Regions from separate parts of the Homo sapiens genome. Here region 1 is linked to region 2. The links are chromatin loops, found by intact Hi-C in ENCODE. Cell type or tissue: sigmoid colon. All regions are shown on one strand. Links, peaks and the distances in the headings refer to the core of each region. The heading gives the core; the rest is flanking DNA. Region 1 has its middle 170 kb from the start of SNORA87. Region 2 has its middle 170 kb from the start of HABP2.

Region 1 (9,757 bases), core at 657-8,656, 170 kb before region 2:
CCCCTCCCCTCCTCTCCTCTCCCCTCCCCTCCCCTCCTCTCATCTCCCCTCCCCTCCCCTCCCCTCCTCTCCTTTCCCCTCCTCTCCTCTTTTCTTTTTCTTATAGGATCTCACTCTGTCACCCAGGCTTGGGTACAGTGGCATAATTATAGTTCACTGTAGTCTCAAACTCTTAGGCTCAAGATAGCCTCCTGTCTTGGTCTCCTGAGTGGCTGGGACTGCAGTCATGTATCACCATGCCCAGCTAACTTATTATTTTATTATTATTATTATTTTTGTAGAGACTGAGTTTTGCTACATTGACCAGGTTGGTCTTGAACCTCTGGCTCAAGCAATTCTCTTGCCTTGGCCTCCCACAGCACTGGGATTACAGGCATGAGCCACCATGTCCAGGCTTTTTTTTTTTCTTTTTCTAAAATAAGCATGTAATGCCATAAATTTTCCTCTAAGCACTTGTCATAGGCTGAATAATGACTTCTCCAACTGTTTTCACATCCTAATCCCAGGAATTTGTGCATATCTTATATGGCAAAAGAAACTTTGAGCATGTAATTAAATTAAGGATTTTGAAATGAGGATATTATCCTGGATTATCAAGGTGGGCTTCATGTAATTACAATGATCCTTATAAGAAGGAAGCATGAAGAGTCAGAGCCAGAGTCAGAGCAGAATGAATTGTGATGAAGCAGAGACTGGAGTGATACACTTTGAAAATGGAGGAAGGGGCCACAAGCCGAGATATACAGGCTTCCACTGAAAGTGGAAAAAGGCAAGAGAATTGATTCTTTCTTCAGAGCTTCTTGAAGGAAGCAGTCCTGCTGACACCTTGACTTCAGTGCAGTGCAACTGATTTCAGAATTCTGATCTCTAGAACTGTAAAAGCACAAATTAGTGAGGGTGTGTGTTTTAAAAGCAACCCAGTGCTATGGTTTGAATGTGTTCCTCACAAAGCATGTGTTGGAAACTTAATCACCAATGCAACAGTGTCAGAAGGTGGGTCCTAATAAGAGGTGATTAGGCCACGGGAGAATTGCCATTAATGTGGATTAATGTTATTATGAGAGTGGGTTCATTATAAAAGGATTAATTTGGCCCCCTCTTGTTTCTCTCACACCCTCTCTTTGCCTTTCCACCATGGGATAATGCAGTAAGAAGGCCCTTGCAGATCCAGTCCCTCAATCTTGGACTTGCCAGCCTCCAGAACCGTGAGTCAATACATTTCTATTTATTATAAATTACTCAGTCCACGGTATTCTGTTATAGCAACACAAAATGGAACTAAGGTACTCAGTTTGTGGTAATTTGTTACAGTAGCAAAAGGAAACTAGTACAATACTGCTTTAGTGACAGCCCACATTTTTGCACATGTAAATTTATTATCAGTTCAAAATATTTTCTAATTTCCTTTTGTGTGTTTTGTTTTTTCTGATACCAGATGTGTGTATTTTCCCAGCAGCAATCAATTCTTCAATTCTCTGACACCAAATAAGTGTCCAAGAATACACTTTAATTCTATACTGACACTAACTATACTAACTAACCAGGGTTAGTCCAGACCTCACAGATCAAGGGCTCAGTTCTACAAGATTGCCCTCACTTCAGATGCTAGCCAAAAATGGGGTCCCCAAGCTGCCCACACTTCTCTTCATGAGAATTTGTAGTCACAGATTCAGTGGTTCCCATGACTCATGCCTCAGGTTTGATAATTTGCTAGAACTCACAGAATTTAGGAAAGTGCTTTATTATATTTACCAGTTTATGATAAAGAATAGAACTCAAGAGCAACTAAATGGAAGAAATGCATACAGCAAGGCACAGGATGGGGATGGGAGAAACATAGAACTTTGTTTCTAAACCTTATCATTTAGGGGTTTATATGGAAGCCTCTTACATAGACTCCATTGATTGAATCATTGGCCATAGGTAATTTAACTCAACTTCCAGCTCCTCTTCCCTCTCTGGAGGTTGGGGAATAGGGCTGAAAGTTCTAACTCTAATCATGTGGTTCATTTTTCTGTTGACCGGCTCTCATCTAGAAGCTGTCTAGGGCTCGCCCTCCATGATTCACCTCATTAGCTTACAAAAGACTGTAAATTCCAACTGTTACAGGAGCTCTGTGCCATGAACTGGGAACAATGACCAAATATCTACTTGTTTTATTATATCATATCTTTGATCCGTTAAGTTTTTAGAAGTATGTTATTTAATTTCTAAGTATTTTCGAATTTTACTGGATCTCTTTGGTTTTTGATTTCCAATTCTATTGTCATCAGACAGTACATTCTGTATGATTTCAATCCTTTAATTTTATTGAAACTTGTTTTAACTCCAGCATATGGTCTATTGTGGTGAACAGGTCATGTGCTCTTAAAAATGATGTGTGTTCTGCTGTTGCTGGGCATAGTGTTCTTTGAATGTCAATTAGGCTAATGTGGTTGACGCTGTTACTCAGAAATTTATGTCTCGTTACCTATCTAGTTTTTCTATCAATGATAAATAAAATGGCAGAGAGAAAGCTATGTTAAATCTCCAACCAGGATTGTAAATTTGACTGTGTAAATCTATTTTGCTTTATAGATTTTTGAAGCTCTGTTATCAGAAAAATCTATACTTATTGTTTTGTCTTCCTGATATGTTGCTGCTTTTCACATTGGGAAATCCCCTTTATCTGTGATAAATTTTGTGTTCTTGATGTCTATTTTATCTCATGATAACATAATAACTCTAGGCTTCTTATGCCTGATATTTGCATAATCCATCTTTTTCTATCTATTTTCTTTCAACTACCTGGGTCTTTAGATTTAAAGTGTGTCTCTTACTGACTGCATATAGTTGGGCCTTGCTTTGTTATTATTTTCATGATCTTGTCTTTTAATTAGAGTGTCTTTTAATTAGATCTTGTCTTTTAATTAGTCCATTTACATTTAATATAATTTATTATATGACTGAATTTTGTTTTACCATTTTTCTACTCGTTTACTCATCTGTTTTTTTGTTTCTCTGTTGCTCATTTCTGGCCTTCTTTTGGATTTATTGAATATTTTAAGAATTCCATGTTATTCTTATTATTATATATTTGAATTAGTTTTGTTTTAAGAGGTAGCTATAAGGATTACAACATATTTCCCTATCTTTTCCCAATTGCCTTTCAGATTGTACCACTTCACACAAAACTTAAGAATTTTGTAAATGCATAGGTCTGTTAAGCCTCCATGCGTTACATTATAGTTGTGGCCATAGTTCGGTTTGTTTGACCCCTCCAAATCTCATGTTGAAATTTGATCTCCAGTGTTGGAGATGGGTCCTAATGGGAGGATTTTGGGTCATGGGGGCAGATCCCTCATGAATGGTTCAGTGCCATCTCGTGGTAATGTGTGAGAGTTCTTGTTCTTTTAGTTCCCAAGAGAGATAGTTGTTTAAAACAGTCTGGCACCAACCTCTTTGCTCTCTTGCTTTCTCTCTTACCATGTGATGTCTATACACACCAGCCTCATCTTTCCCTTCTGCCATGAGCGGTAGCAGATTGGGGCTTTCATTAGAAGTAGATATTGGTGCCCCCCAACCCCCACAATGCTTCTTATCCAGTCTGCAGATCGATGGGCCAAATAAACCTCTTTTCTTTATAAATTACCGAGACTCAGGTATTTCTTATAGAAACAGAAACAGACTAAGACAGTTGTCATATGTATTACATTTACTTGTGTTATAACTTCCACAATACATGTTTTATTTTTTGCTTAAAACAGGTGCATATACTTTAAAGAAATTAAGAAAAATAGTTTTTCATGTTACCCAATATTTACTCCTTCTGACGCTCTTCATCCTTTCCTGAAGTTCCAAATTTCCCTTTACCCTCAGAATTTCCTTTAGCATTTCTCATAGCTCAACTGCTGGTAATGAGTTGTTTTAGTTTCTGTTTATCAGAAGATGTGTTTATTTTACCTTCATTCTTGAAAGGTATTTTTCTGGATATAGAATTCTGGTTGACAGTTGCCTCTTTTCTGTACTTTAAAGATATCTTCCCACTGTCTTTTGGCCTCCACATTTTCTGCTGTCTGGAGTAATCTGTATTATTTCTTTCTGTTTGATGTGTCACTGAAGTCAGGCTGCTTTCAATTTTTCTTTATCTTTGTTTCCCATTAGTTTGACTGTAAGGTGCCCTTGTGATTTTTCTTTGTATTTATTCCTCCTGAAATTTGCTGAGCTTGTAGGTGTAAACTTAACATTTATCACCACATTTGGAAAAAAACCTGGCCATTATTACTGCACATTTTTCTCCTGCCCCATTCTTTCTACCTGCTCCTTCTGAGAATTCAATCAAGTGATATTACGTATTTGACAGTGTCCTGCAGATCTCTGTATCTCTGTTCACTTAACGATCTTTTTGTTCTTCTGATTCCATCATTTTTTTGCTCTATTTTCAGGGCAACTGACTATTCCTTTTGTCATATTCAATCTGATGTTAATCCCATTTTAAGAAACTAGTTTTTTTTAGTTATACTATTTCTCCTTGATTCTTTTTTTTATAGTTCTATTCCTCAGCTGAGATTTCTTGCTTTTGTTTATTCATATGAGGATATTTTCCATTATGCTTTTGGGCATAGTTACAAAAGCTGCTTTAAAGTCCTTGTTTGATAATTTTTATATTGGGTTCATCTTGCAAAGGCCTTTCTTGATTGCCTTTTCTTTTGGATATGAACTCCATTTTCCTGTTTCTTCACATGTCTAGCAATTTTGTGTGTGTCCTGGACATTTTAAACGATACATTTTAAAGACTTTGAATGTTGTTATAACCTTCTGAAGTACATGGACATTTTTTGCTTTAGCAGACCTTTAACTTGATTAACTCTAACTTCAAACTCTAGGTCCCCTGTGGTTGTTGGCTTAGCTGGACTTCTTGGAGTCTTCCTCATGCTACCATAATTCAAGTTAGTCAGCATAGCTTATTTATAGACTTGAGGCTCCTCTTCTCTGGCTGTTTTATTTCTCAGATTTTTCTTCTCATTCTTTAGCTTCTGTGGACAAATTCTGTCCCGTGGATCTTCGAGCTAGTGAAACTAGGGGTTTCAATCCAAGTTTCAGTTGCTCTACCTCTCACTGCCTTCAGGTGGAGAGCTATAACAATGGAAAACTCACCCATTGTTGCTTCTTTTTTCCAGGTGTTGATTCTCTTTCAGTTTCTGCCCGCTTTTGGTTCCTCTCCACTTCCTTCAGAAAATTGTTTTATATATTTTGTTGGGCTTACATGTGGTATCTGAAGGAGTTTATACCAATGTGAACTACTCATTACCAGAGACCCTCCCCATATACTTTTCACACACATAATTTATCCTTTTCTCTGTTAATGTCTAGTTAGTACACACACAGAAACACACACACACACACACACACACACACACACACACACACAATCTTAGCTTGCTTTTATTAATTGATTTTATATATATTTTATTAATCTTATATTTTATATTAATCTTATCTTTTATTAATCTTATGTATGTATCTTTTGTTCATCTTAGCTTGCTTTTATTAATTGCTTATATATAAAATCTTAGCTTGCTTTTATTAATTAACCGTAGCTTGCTTTTATTGTCCTGCCTCCCCATCCCATCATGTTTTCATGTTGGCATGATTTGAGATTTTTCCAAATATGATTAATTTTTATACATTTCATTATGCACAATAGTTATTTGTATTTAACCATATATTAAACAACACCATGTTTTGAATTCCTCATATACTCCTTGCTTATTTATTTATTTTTTTTTTGAGATGGGGTATCGCTCTGTTCCCAGGCTGGAGAGCAGTGGTGCAATCATGGCTGCTTACTGCAGCCTCAAACTCCTGGGCTCAAGTGATCCTCCTGCCTCAGCCTCCTGAGTAACTGGGACTACAGGCACGTGCCGCCATACCTGGCTAATGTTATTTTTATTTTTTATCTTTTAGAGACAGAGTCTTGCTATGTTGCCCAGGCTATTCTTGAAATCCTGGTCTCAAGCAATCCTCCTGCCTCAGCCTCCTGAGTAGCTGTGATTACAGGTGTGAGCCACCATGCCTGGCTCCTTGCTCATGTTGCTTTTGTTTCTGCTGAAATGATTATTTCAGAGACTAAGAGAATATAAATGTGATAACGTTTATGACTTTCTAAATGTCAGACAAAATATTTATTTTGTCCTCCCAGGTGAATGTAATTTGAGTAGATATGAGACTGTAGGTAAAAAATTATTTTCTCTCAGAAATGTAAGATATTGCTTTGTTTTTTCTATCAGTATGTTATTTTCAAGTCTGATTCCATTTTTTCTTGTTTTTTGGTAGATAATTTTTTTTCATACCTGAAAGCTTCTAGGATTTTTCATTCTATCCTCAGTTTTATGAAGTTTTGTATGATGTGTTTAGTTTAAAGTCATCTTATTTTTCTACAAACTTAGTGGGTCCTATCAATATGCAAGATCAGCTCTACAAATTTTATTTCTATTAAAATACAATTTATTTTGTATTGTGCATAATGAATATTAAAATACAATTTATTTTCACTGCTGTCCTTTCATTCTTTCCATCTAAAAATTCTATTAGATAAAATCTGGAACAACAATCCTACTAGATGAAATCAGCAAAAGCAGCAACCTGTTTTCTGTCCTATTTTGAGCTCATAATCATTTTACACTGGATTCTGCACAAATATCTCCTCTCAGTTTTCTAAGTGATTAACTTGCTCTTCATCTCTTTCACATTGTTTTTTGGTCTACATATTAATTATTTTTGTGGCCAAAATTTTGATTCCCAATATTTCTATTTTTTTTTTTTTTTGCAAATTTTAATTATACAAATTCTAAAATGTTTTTCTTTTGCCTTAGTTTTAGTTCTTGTGTTTGAGATTGGCACCTCTCAAACATCTGACAATCCTTAACTGTCTCTTTTCCTTTATATTCAAGACTCTATGTGCACCTGCCTATTCTTTTAAAATGTGACTTGGGCATGGGATTTGGGAGACAGCACTCTGCTAATGCCTTATCTCAGCATTGAAATAAAGAAGCTGTGTTGTAAACTTGAATTATGTCTTTGACATAAAACTTAAAAGACCTTGAAAGTAGACATGTGAAATACTACGGTACAAATGGATTCTAGAAAGTATGTGTCTTTGAAAATATCTGAAAACATTGTCTTATACTCATGTTGGGAAAACGGCACGGAAATGAAGTTCCCTGAAACTGGGATAGTCAAAGACCAGGATGGACTTTCAGGAAGAAAAGCTCTGGCACTTGGCCAATGGCCTTTCTTATTTAGGATACTCTCATATCCAATTTGTATATGACATTGAATTCCCCAACCCAGGAATGTAGCAGGCTTCATTGGCATAATTGAGCAGAGCTGAGCATAGTTAACGGGGATCTGAGGATGCAATCGTCTCCACTTTCTGCCCTGGCATTATCCTTGTCTCTCAAGACCTAAGAGACAATGGGAATGAAATGGATGTTATGGCTGAGCATTGCAAATTGTGGTCCTATCTGAACGGCATTATTTCTGTTGGCCCAGTTTCTCAGAGCATACTGCTGGGCCTACTTTCTGTGCTCACTTATTCTGCTGGGACTGCAGACCCTTAAGAGTACAAAAAGAACATAGGCAGTATTAGGAGCGTGAAAAGCCATTCACCACATTGATGCTTCTCTCTTGTAATACAGTGTTTCCCCCAGGATAGCATCTAATTGCTATTTGAACGAACCCACTGTCTTTACCTCACCAGCCTTGCCCAGTAGGCCATTGCAAACATTTATTATTCTTTGAGTGGCAAAGCTCTTTCCATCTGTCTCTTCTGAATTTTTTTTTTTTGAACTTCTACTTCTGCCTCCACTCCTGTCATTGACGTAATATCAAAAGTAGCAGCAACATGCAATTGATATTATCTACTCTGCTAAAGAGCTTGTGTACCTCACTAACATCTCCTTCAATGTCTTTTTTGAAGTTAGAGAGATGGAGGATTTTTTTCTTAACTTTTAAGGAACTTGTACAATTTTCTCAGGAAATCAGCATGAGAGAAAATATTTGCTAACATCTGACTTCCCTTCAATGAAACCCACCTACTCTGGAAAAACTGCCGGAATAACACATTTCCAGAAGGTTCTTTTTGGAGACAAAATGATTGTCTTATTTCCTTGACTATTTCTTAATGCACTCAGAGGAAAGGAAGAACAATGTCAAGAATGTATTTTGATGATTCAAAGAAAGAGCCGAGGCAAGAGCAAGGGCGTCTTGAGAAATAATATTTCCACCTTATCAAGCTAGTTACCATTATACGGCATAACCGTGATAGGCCAGGCTCTGTACTACAGCATCGAAGAACCTCATAATAATCCTACAAAGTAGGTCTTATTGTCATCATTTTGTTTTTATAGCTGAGGAATCTAAGGCCACACAGGTAGACAGAGGTAATAACAACGATGGTGGCTACCGCATACCGGGCATTCACAACATGCCTCACATCTGCTTAGCTCTGTTTGTGGGGATTTTACTGAATCCTTACGACTAGTCATGTGGTGGTAGCCAATGTTACCCAGAGCTTTCTGACTCTGATACCCTATGTTTACCATTTTCCCATGATTGCATTGACAATGATTAAGTCCTTGTGCATGAGCTTTCTTCATTGCCTCATTCCCACAGACTCCCTCCATCTTTCTCACACTCCAGTGCACTGAGGGGCTGAGTGCACTGAAATGAAAGGCCCTGTCATTTCAGAGGGCCTTGCTGTCCATTGCCTCACTAAGTCAGAGGGGTTGCTCAAATATCAATCCCTAGCTCTTGGTTTTTTATGATTGATTGATTGATTTGAGATGGAGTTTGCTCAAATATCAATCCCTAGCTCTTGGTTTTTTATGACTGACTGATTGATTGATTGATTGATTGATTTGAGATGGAGTCACCGAGGCTGGAGTGGAGTGGCATGATTTCAGCTCATTGTAACCTCCACCTCCCAGGTTCAAGGGATTCTCCTGCCTCAGCCTCCTAAGTAGCTAGGATTACAGGCATCTACTACCACGACCAGTTAATTACTGTATTTTTAGTAGAGACGGGGTTTCACCATATTGGCCAGGCTGGTCTCGAAATCCTGATCTCAGGTGATCCGCCCACCTTGGCCTCCCAATGTGTTGGGATTATAGGCGTGAGCCACCGCGCTCGGCCAGCTCTTGGTTTTCTAAAATCCCCCAATGTCCATCATGGTGGCTACCTCCTTCTCTCAGGGCAGGACACATGATCCTTGCTGGCCAATTGGAGTCTCCCTTCTCCTTTGTCTCCGTGACTAGTTCAGGGATGGGCATATGACTGCACGTTAATCAGAATCCACTCAGGACTTTTCTTTAAAGCCAACAGGAGAATGATTTTTTCCCCCTAGAGTTTTACAGGTTGGGTCAATGTGGATACAGGGCGGGTAGTTACCATCTTCCTTGCCACATAGAGAAAGTCTGTCTGCAGATTAAAATCAAAACACAGAGAAAGGCAGAGCTAAAAGATGGAGAAAGAGGCAAAGATTTAATGGTATCTTTTAAGCTTTTGGCTCCAGCTGTCTCTAAAAACAGTTCTACCCATGGACTTTCTAGTTATGACAGAAAGTGAAGCCTCCCTTCTTACTCAGGCTGGTTTGATTAGCCTTTCTGTCACTTGCAACCAGTAAACTGGTTCTCTGTGTGCGTGAATCCTTGATTTTTAGTGTTTGCCAATTACTGCGGTGTAATTAGTGCCCACCATGGCAGATTTCAAGCTGCTA
Region 2 (9,757 bases), core at 690-8,689:
CATAAGATTCAGATGGTTCTAGAAGTGGAGCAAGTGTCAAAATGAAGCATGTTGGATTAAATTGAGTTGGTAAGAGCATAAGCCCTGGAGCCAGGGGGGCAAATCTTTTCTTTCACTCAGTAGCTGGGTATCCATGGGCAAGGTCCGACGTCTCTTCATTTGTAAGATGAAGAAGATAATGGTACCTACCCCACATGGGTGGTGTGAGCACTTCTTGAGATTATGTAAGTAAAGTGTTTGAAACAGGCCTGGCATGTGACGAGTACTTATTAGTGTCCACCATTAGAATCACAGTGTTAAGCTTTTGGAGGTCATGGACCACTTTGAGAAGGTAATCAAAGCTGAACCTCTCCCCCTAAAATAGATGTGCATATGTACACAAAGTTGAGAAATCAACTTTTGTGAACCTCTACTATGAAAGATCACCACAGAATTCACAATACTCTTGGGACTTTCTGGTGTATTCCAATTAATGGGATTCTCCTTTCTCTGAAATTCTTCACAGCAAACTGACAATGCCACACAAGATAGTCTCCAACTTTATTCTATCTCATGTTGCTCATGAATAGTTTATACTTACAGTTTGTGTGTTGGTCTTCACAATCAGACCATAAATTCCTTGGAGACCAGGACTGGATGTGATGCTTCACCATCCTTTATAGTAATGGGACAGTGTATGGGTCTATGGTTCTAGGTCAAGCTGGCTACATTAGTTTCACCTGGGGAAGATTTCTGGGTCTCACTGCTGGAAGTACCTGGGAATGTATTTCTTAAAGTTCCCTAGTTTGTGGTGTTCTCAGCCAGTTTGGAGAACCCTTTTTGTTGCAGCGAGTAATCACAAGGAAATTTCTAGTTGATTATGGAGACAATAGCATATCCCACTAGATACCAGGTGCTGTGTCTGGTGCTTTCCAAGTATAGATTCCTGAAAGCTTAACAGCCCATTGAAGTATGTAGACAGTATCATCCTAGTTTTAGCATATGAAGAAACTGAGGCACAGAGAGGTTGAGTAACTGGAAGTAACAGAGCTGATGGAGTTCAACTTCTCTGACTCCAGTGCTCATGCCCTGAAGCCACCCACGCTGCCTCCATACTGGCGGATTATGAGATAATGCATTGCCTGGTCAATAACTCTCCTATTCACTGGGGTGGTTGCATTGTGAAATACACCCCATGTCTTGGGATCCCTCGAAATCTTTGGTCATTAAGGGGTTTGAATTTCTCTGTTCAAAGATTTGCCTGACTGCAGGCCTTAAGGTACAATGTGAACAGAAAAGGTGAGAGCACTTGGGGGAAGGATCATGATCACAGAGTCAACCTCCTCTGACAGGTGAGCCAAGGAGACCACCCACAAATCCCTTTGCAGGGATCACTTTACTATTTTGCTATTTCGGTTGCTGTTAACTGACAATCAAGCAAAGGCTGCTCAGCCAATGCTTCGAACTGGCTGGGAGATAGTCAAATAGTCATTTTAAGCACGTTATTCTAGACCTCTCAGAGTCCCAAGAAACCTATCCTGATGCCATAAGAAAATATGTAGTCCTGTATACTTTGTCCCTCCCCTCCTCGTAGTGATAAATACACAACCTGCAGCAGTGAAAGTTGGAATGCTTCCCTCCACGTGGAGCTGCATCAGCTGCAGGTGGGGCTGGTGCCTGATCCCAAGCTGGCTTGTGTTAGCCTGTGGCCATGTCCTCGCCCATGACTATGAACCGTAGGGGAGTGGGGGGCTGGATCAGTCATTGGTCTTCAGTTCACCCCCTTTTCATTTTAACGTCTGTCTCAGACCATTTGAACACATGTTTAGGAAAAATTGCCTCTCCCTTTCCAAACTGATCCTGATGGATACTGATGTTTTTATGATTATTAATAAAATCTTCAAGACAGAATTTTATGGGCACACAGAGACTCTAAAAAGTCATTCTTTGACTTGAAAAATTGTATATGGTAAGGATGCTGGAGGAAATTTTTAATAAGAATGTTCAAGTGGAAAGTCAGGGTGCAAAAGACAGAATTGTAAGAATCTGCTGCGGTTCCTTTCACCATTGAATTTGCTTCCTGCAAAGGCCTTCACGGTATGTGTTTCCTCAAGATAGCACACCCCCAGGAAGTGTCTTCGATGTGAGTAATGGTTTCAGTTTCGGTGGGCAGCCAGAAGTCTCTTTGGGAAAATATGTCGTTAAATATTCTTTGGTTTGTTTTTTATGATCGGCTTTGCTTTCTGCCCCCTTCCTCTGTCCTTCCCTCCCTTACTTCAATTCTGTCAACATCCTCTTTGAAGTTTCATGGATCTGTTCACCGAAATTGGGTAAAATCAAAGAGACTTAAAAAGAAACCCCAATTCCTTTTTAACCTCCAAGTGAGAATGGGTTGAAAAATGAGACACACTCGAGGGGCATGATGAGTTAAACACTGATGTGTCTCATCCTCAGAGAACAGGAAGGGCAGATCACCCGACATCTGGTTAGAAGTCAGCTTCATAATTCATGCAGATATTGTGAAGAAAATTCCTCAGTGAAGCCTGGAAAAATTTAGCTTTGCTCAATGCAAGGGAATAAATCAGCATTGTTTCCGCGTGCAGCCCTTGTTTTAGAAAGCAAGGGTAGCTGTAAGCAATACTGAGTCCCACCTGTGAATGTCCTCTTTCTCTGCCACCCCTACCTCCTCCACCTTCTCCTTTCCTCCTAGTTTTGGGAGTCCTGTAAAATCCTGTATTTACACTGGGATACTGGAAAACTTGGTCATTACCAGCACATAATGACAGGTTGGTTAATTAATGGTGTGCATTCAAAAATGGGAGTAGGACAAACAAGACAGCTAATTTTGATAATGAACAGATTCGAAGCAACCAGATGACAGTGTTCTCTGTATATAGTTCCACACCAGCCATGTTTTTGTTTGGATTCTGTGTTAATTTTAGAAACTGTAAAACACAACATGCCAAATTGGTTGATTGAAATAGTGCTACTTCCCAGAGGCTAACAATCTGTTGTCTCTTGCAAGAGGCAAGAGGTTGCAGCATAAGTGCTTACTTGGTTATAGGCAAGAGCCTCCACGCAAACCGGGGAATTGAGACAGTTGTCCAGGAAATTCAGTGCCTCAGTTAACTGGCTGCTTTGAGTATTTTGATTCTGCTTGATGCCTGTCTGCGTATTCCTTCATTCATTTGTTTATGCTGCCATTCATTACATATTGGTTCAACTCTCTTTGCCAGTATAGACCCAGATTATATTTTGATCGGGAACATTGTCTTTTTAGTCAAAGTTACAAAGAGTATTTTCCCTAAAGACCAGTCAAGGAAGCTGGCCATTTCAAGTAATCTACAAATATTTATTCCTGAAGGAATACTAACTTTTTAGGGACCTTTTAAACCCAACAAAATCTAGTTGCTGGGTTTAAAATGAATAGAAGGAAGGACGGAAGGAAAGAGAGAAGGAAGGAAAGAAGGGAGATGGATTGGTTTGTGATTTTTAATTCAGACAAACTTTGAAGAAACACCCTTTCTTTAAATAATAAATACTGGCTGCTAATTTGTTGAATTTTAAATAATATGATAAAATGGTACTTAAGGAAGCTATACACAACAAAGATAAACATTTTTGCTCTCATGGGATCTCTATTTAAAAGTAGAAAAGATTGTTTTAACAGAGCGTCATATAATAGCAAATATGGTAGCTGGCTTATTAGAAAGTCATAAATGTTTATGTTTGACTCACATTTTGTAAAATGTTGTCACTGAGCGTGGTTATATATGGCAGTTTCTTGTAGTCCGTCTCACTAAAATTAACTGTTCACTAGTAAAAGGTTCACAATACTGGGTATAACTTAATGAGAATTAAAACAAGCTCCTCTTTTCAGCAGAGCTTTTGCTTGAGAGAAAAGTCCCCCCAGAATATCAGGGAGATACTTCAGATAAACATTCAGAATCACCTCCTGGCTAAGCATGTGAGCCAGGAAAAAAAGAAAAAAAAAAAAAAAAAAAAGAAAAAACTCAGTCAAGACCCCCATGGCAAGTGGAAAGGATTTGAAATAGCTCATAATTTGGGCTTTGAGCTATTCTGCAGGGTTGTTAGCTGTTTGGTATGATTCGTTTTATCCAAGAGCAGTTCCGGATTGTCAGGCATCCTCTCTTATTGCAAAGATAAATAAATAGAAATTCAGACATTCGGGGAGAATTTGACTTTTATTTCCTTCTTCCTCATTAGAGCCTATTTGGACCCTCACCCCCACCCCCACCCCCCTTTTAAGCCTTTCCGTTTCATGATAACTCTTTCAAGAAGAGAAACAAGCATAAAACAAACAACAGTTAGAAAGAAGCAACCACCTTGTTGGGGATTCCTGTGAATGTATTTAGAAATGAAACACTTCTTGCTTTTGCTTTAATAAGCATTTAGGAGGCTCTACTATCGGGCCATGAGTAATGAGAAAGAGGTATGGTTTTGATTTACTACTGTAGTTTAAATAGACTTAGAATCCAGTGAAATTGTTTTGTTCTAATTCTATCCATTTTTTTCTCAGTTCACCAACTTCTCAAAGAAAGACTTTCCCCAAGTAGCCGGCATTTTCCCAGTATGATAAGGCAAGCAGCGAGAAAGTTTTGTTGTTGTCTTTGTCTTGCTTTTCCCCACTTCAAGCCTCTGAGGCCCCATGGAAATCCTTGGAGTACACTTGGTTGAGTATGGACCATTCTAAATGAAATACAAATCAAAAGCATCCTTTCACTGGCCCCTTTAGGTTCTTAAGCAGAAGAATGTTCTGATCACTGAAGCCATTTCAAGACCTGAAATTAGAAAGTAATAAAAAATATCACACTCTCCCTGGTGGGTAGGACATATAATTGGTTCCCCAGCAGGACTTCAGCTCCAAGTGAGAAATGCGTAGCCTGTGGATCCTTGCTTTCAGAAGAACCACATGCAAACACTACCAAATAAGTAAAAAATAAGCAAAGGGAAACAGGAAAACCAGAGACAAATTCAGAAATAAATAGCCAAGGGCTAGAAAGAATAAAGAAAAAAAAAAAGCATTAACCCCAGATGTCTTTAAACACAAAAATTTGTGCACAAAACACCAGACGAGACGGTAAGTTTATGTGTTTAGATCAGCTTGGACAAACACCGCTGTTCAGGACTGCAGTTATTTTTTTGGATTCCATTCTGGCTGCAAGATGTTCTTGGGGAGAAAATGGACTGTGCTCACACAATCCTAACTGTTTGGGATTTGACTTAAAAAACTGGCCAGGGCCTTGATTTGCAGCTCACTCTTGGCCTAAGCCCGGCGTTCCAGCCGGTTGGGTTTTGTTGCTCGTGGAGTTTGGAAGCCGAACAGTTGGGGTGTGCTGCGATGGACAGGGCCACTGAGCACACAGAGCCTGGTGCTATGCTGCCACCTTCTGTCTAATGTGTCATAGCAAGAGGTGGCTGAGCTCTGGACTGCCTAGAAAACTCGGTGACTTTCTGCCTTTGAGAGTCAGGTCCTCTATAATCTGCACATTCCGGAGCAGCAGTGCCCTCTCTTCCTGTACACCTGTGGGTTCAAGGCCTTGGGGGCTGGCCCTTTGATAGCTTCTTCCAGAACCCACGCCAGTCTGTTTGTTTGCCTCTCTTCCTCATTCCCTCCCTCTCTCCCTGCCAGATCTTGAAGTTTCCGTAGGTAGAAGGGTCTGGAAAAACGAGGTTGAAGGCAAAGACAGGGCTTTTCGTTTTCAAACGTCAGCACACTCTTGTCTAAATTACTGCCAAAGACAAATGGGATGAAGTGGAGGAAAGGAAAAGTGAGATTGAATAGCAGGAAAAAAGCCCTGACAGCAAGATCTATTGCCCTGTGGAGAGGTGTCCCCAGGGGTGAGCTATTGGTTGAGATATTTAAAACTTGAGTGGACAAAACATTAGACCCTTCACCACAGGGAACAATTCTACAGCAGCCCCTGGGACCTGACCCTCGTGAGCGCAGAGGTCCTTCCCAACTCTAATTTTTTATGATTTCTCAATTGACTTCCCATTCTATAAAAAGTATTCTGTTGCTGCTCAGAAACCCAACTGCTTTGACATTCTGTTTGAGGTCGGGATGGTTTCAATCTACTTTCAGTTGTGTGCAGCATTGAAAATGCCCCTATACCTACTTTTTTTGAGCCAAAGAAATGTAAATTCATATAATTAAGCCTAGAAATATGTATTTGAGGAATGACATAGGGGACACTGCCCTTGACAACTGGCCAAGACATGACTCGCCAAGCACCCGGGGATTTGCTGTACAGCCTTTGACAAATGCTTACCCTTTCTGAGTCACCAGTTTTCATTGGGTTGTCTCACTGGTCAGGATGAGAATATCTGATGCCAGTTGGGAACATTTTGGAAGGACTGTGGTGGTGAAAGAAATAGCTTAGTTCTGCACCTGATTGCCAATCACTCCTTGTTGTGAGGATTGTACACTTCTCAGCTTGCAGGCCTGGATCAGGGGAGACAAAAGGAGGGAGAGAGGTGAGATGTCGGATGTGCGGTCATGGTCTTTGCTTGCAGGTTCTCCCTCCCTGGGGTGACTGGGTTCAGCCATCCAGCTGATTATTTTTAGGCTCTTGTTAATTGCCAGGCATGGAGCTAGGAGCTTGTGTGTCAGAGTGGAAGTGAACAAAAACAGTGGAGAACAAATGGAGTCCTCAGGGATACCTATCTCAGTGGCTTCGAACTGTTCTTAGGGTAAAGTTTAAAATCCCACATTCTGCAAAGCATCAGGTGATCTGGCCCTTCCTGCTTCTTTGATCTCTCCTTGGACCTTTCTCCAGCAGGCTGAGTTCCCTCAATTTTCCTTGGTGAGCTCTGTTTCTTCTCATCTCAGTGCCTGCCTGGGTGCTCAGCCCAGACACTCCTGGTCTTGCCACCCCTTTCACCTGGTCAGTGCTGCTTCTCATCTTTCAGTTCCCAGCTGTAAGGTCTCTTGCCCAGAGACGCCTTCCCAGACCTCTGGGCTGGGGTTCAGTTTCTCCAGCATGTGCCCCTCTGGGCCTTGTCTCATCTCTATCCAAGCACATGCCATTAAGGGTGAGTGCAGGACTGGAGGTTTACTATGGATCTCCTTGCCAGCCCATGCTCCGTGTGACAGGCAACTCGCTTGTCTTGTCTTTGCCTCGCAGGGCCTCCCACAGGGCCTTGTTCAAAGTATAGCTGTTGAGTGGATGAACAAATGAAAGGCTGAATGAATGAAGTGCTATAACATTGGTAGGCACTGTTGCAGAGGTTGAGATAAGGAATTGCACCCGGAAGGGCTTCCTGTAGGAAAAGTTAAGAGTTTCTCTGTTAAGAAAGGTCTGGGGGCAGTTTCTACTGGTTACCCTCCTCACCCCATCCCCACCAGCCTAGGAATGGGGTCAGTTTAAAATTTCTCATTGTAAAATAATACATAGCTGTAGTAAGAAATTCAAACATTACTGAAATGTATAAGCACTAAAAGTCACCATCCTTGCCCCTACAGACATCCTACCCTTTTGGGGATAACCATTACTTCCCTTCCTCCCTCCCAGATGTTTTCTTTATACCTTTTCCTCAGTTGTGGAATTATTTTAAAGTGTTTTATTCTGCCCCAAAAGGTGTATGACAATGTCCTAGAGGGCCTGACTCATTATTTTACTCAACTGGGGATTTGGGGAAAGTCTGGAAAAGTTTGCAGGCCAGAGTTTATTTCCTAGGAGCCAATTTCCCAGCCCTGGGACACAGGGGTTTTGGTCTGGAGAGACCTTTTTCAGTAAGTACAGTGACTATTGATTTCTGCCACAAAGAAGATTGATATGCCAGGAAATCTTAATAGTATGGAAAATATGAATAGTTTGAATGCATTTATGCTCAATAATTCTCAAGTTTAGGGATCGCTTTAATTACACACACACACACACACACACACACACACACACACACACACACACACACAAACCCTGGAGCACAGATGTTGGTCTTCTTTATGATGAGCAGGATAGGGTGAAAGGGGAAGAGTTAGTGATGAGAGCTGATGTTGGTGAGGGCCCTTCATCGGGCTAAGTGCTCTCTCTATATGTATCATTTTATTCAAGTTCCCTGACAACCTTGTGAACTGGGCCCTGCTATTGTCATTCCCAGTTTACAGATGAGGGAACTGAGAGTCAGAGAATTGAAGTATCTTACTCACGGTCAGCAAAACAAGTGAGGGTCGGAGCTAGGACTTCCACCCAGGCCAACTGGCATGAGAGCCTGCAGGCTTAACTACAAAGCAGTTTTGGCACCTGCCTAAGTTTAAGACTGCGGGATGGGATATGGAATCAGAAGACCTAGCTGTATTCCCTCTTAGCTATAGGAGCTAAAATATTCTCATTTCTCAGAATGTCAGTCTCAACCCTTATAAATGAGGATGATAATTGCCATCCCACAGGGTAATTGGAGCTACTAAATGGAAGTTTTTGGTCAACTCCAGCACACTGTTCCATTTTTATGAATGCCTCTTAGGTGGCCGGGAGTTCAAGACCAGCCTGGCCAACATGGTGAGAGCCCGTCTCTACTAAAAATACAAAAATTAGTCAGGCATGGTGGCACATGCCTGTAATCCCAGCTTCTTGGGAGGCTGAGGCATGAGAATTGCTTGGATGCTTGAACCCGGGAGGCAGAGGTTGCAGTGAGCCGAGATTATGCCACTGGACTCCAGCCTGGATGACAGCAAGACTCTGTCTCCAAAAAATAAATAAATAAATAAATAAATAAATAAATAAATAGAAAAGAAAGAAAGAATGCCTCTTAGCTAATTTCACAGTGGCACTTCTCAAGATGGCTAAGATTGGTAGGAACCCTTGAGTAGAACAATTCTAAACGACAGGAATCTCCCATGTCAAAAAAGGGGTGGCTGGAGAGTAATGGCTGTCCTTCTTTTTTTTTTTTTTTTTTTGAGACAGAGTCTTGCTCTGTCACCCAGGCTGGAGTGCAGTGGCACGATTTCGGCTCACTGCAAGCTCCTCCTCCTGGGTTCACACCATTCTCCTGCCTCAGCCTCCCGAGTAGCTGGGACTACAGGGGCCCGCCACCACACCTGACTAACTTTTTAAAATATTTTTAGTAGAGACGGGGTTTCACCGTGTTAGCCAGGATGGTCTCAATCTCCTGACCTCGTGATCCACCCACCTCGGCCTCCCAAAGTGCTGGGATTACAGGTGTGAGAGTAATGGCTGTCCTTCTAACCACACCGTCCACTCCCGGTCTCTTTCTCATTCCCGTCTCCAGCTGCATGGTCATTAGTGATGTAGCTTTGTGTCCATGGCAGTCTTTATGATGACTGCTTTCTTTTTTTACAATTATTTTATTGTCTTTGTGAAGCGATTCGTGCCTCCTGTGAACAGTCAAATAACACAGAAAAGTAAAAATAACCATATTTTAAAATACTCACCTCAGTGCTTTCAAGACACTTCATTTTTTGGTTCTTGGCATGTGGGTTATAGACTGTATTACTCAGAATAGATTTTAAAAATAGCATACAAATACCGTCCTTCCCCGAAATCACGGTGAGGAAGGACTTGTTGTGAGATGTTAGTAGGCAGAGTAAATAAGCAAAGAAAATCCTCTTGAATGAATCAGGTGGGTCTCCCCACCTGCTGCTTTGGGTTATTCGAGTTTCAACACTATGCAAGGGGAAAACTGACCTTGGTTTATAGCATGCCTTGTGAAATGTCTATTTTTTTTTCTTTAAAAAACCAAACACTGGCAGAGAATGTAAATGTGCCTTCTCTCCCTCTCCATGGCCTCTTTCCTC

The links. Hi-C counts contacts between places; a loop is a spot of excess contacts. Peaks named below come from ENCODE experiments on the same cell type or tissue, not always from the same donor. Only the 100,000 strongest peaks of a DNase experiment are listed, where the experiment ranks them.
Region 1: it touches region 2 in a loop (2.2-fold over the local background); 11 of 110 quality-filtered maps call a loop at or near these places.

What each region holds. Positions count from the first base shown.
Region 1 is chr10:113,211,170-113,220,926 of GRCh38, forward strand. No RefSeq gene overlaps it. Among named protein-coding and RNA genes, the nearest start is that of SNORA87, 170 kb to the left of the region's middle. In sigmoid colon, for the core only: no CTCF peak of the experiment used is centred there; no DNase peak of the experiment used is centred there.
Region 2 is chr10:113,379,950-113,389,706 of GRCh38, forward strand. No RefSeq gene overlaps it. Among named protein-coding and RNA genes, the nearest start is that of HABP2, 170 kb to the right of the region's middle. RefSeq lists an enhancer at 1,504-2,703 and a silencer at 5,361-5,470. In sigmoid colon, for the core only: a CTCF peak has its summit at 5,417 (motif pointing left); a DNase peak (open chromatin) is centred at 5,332; H3K4me3 peaks cover 419 bases; H3K27ac peaks cover 1,683 bases.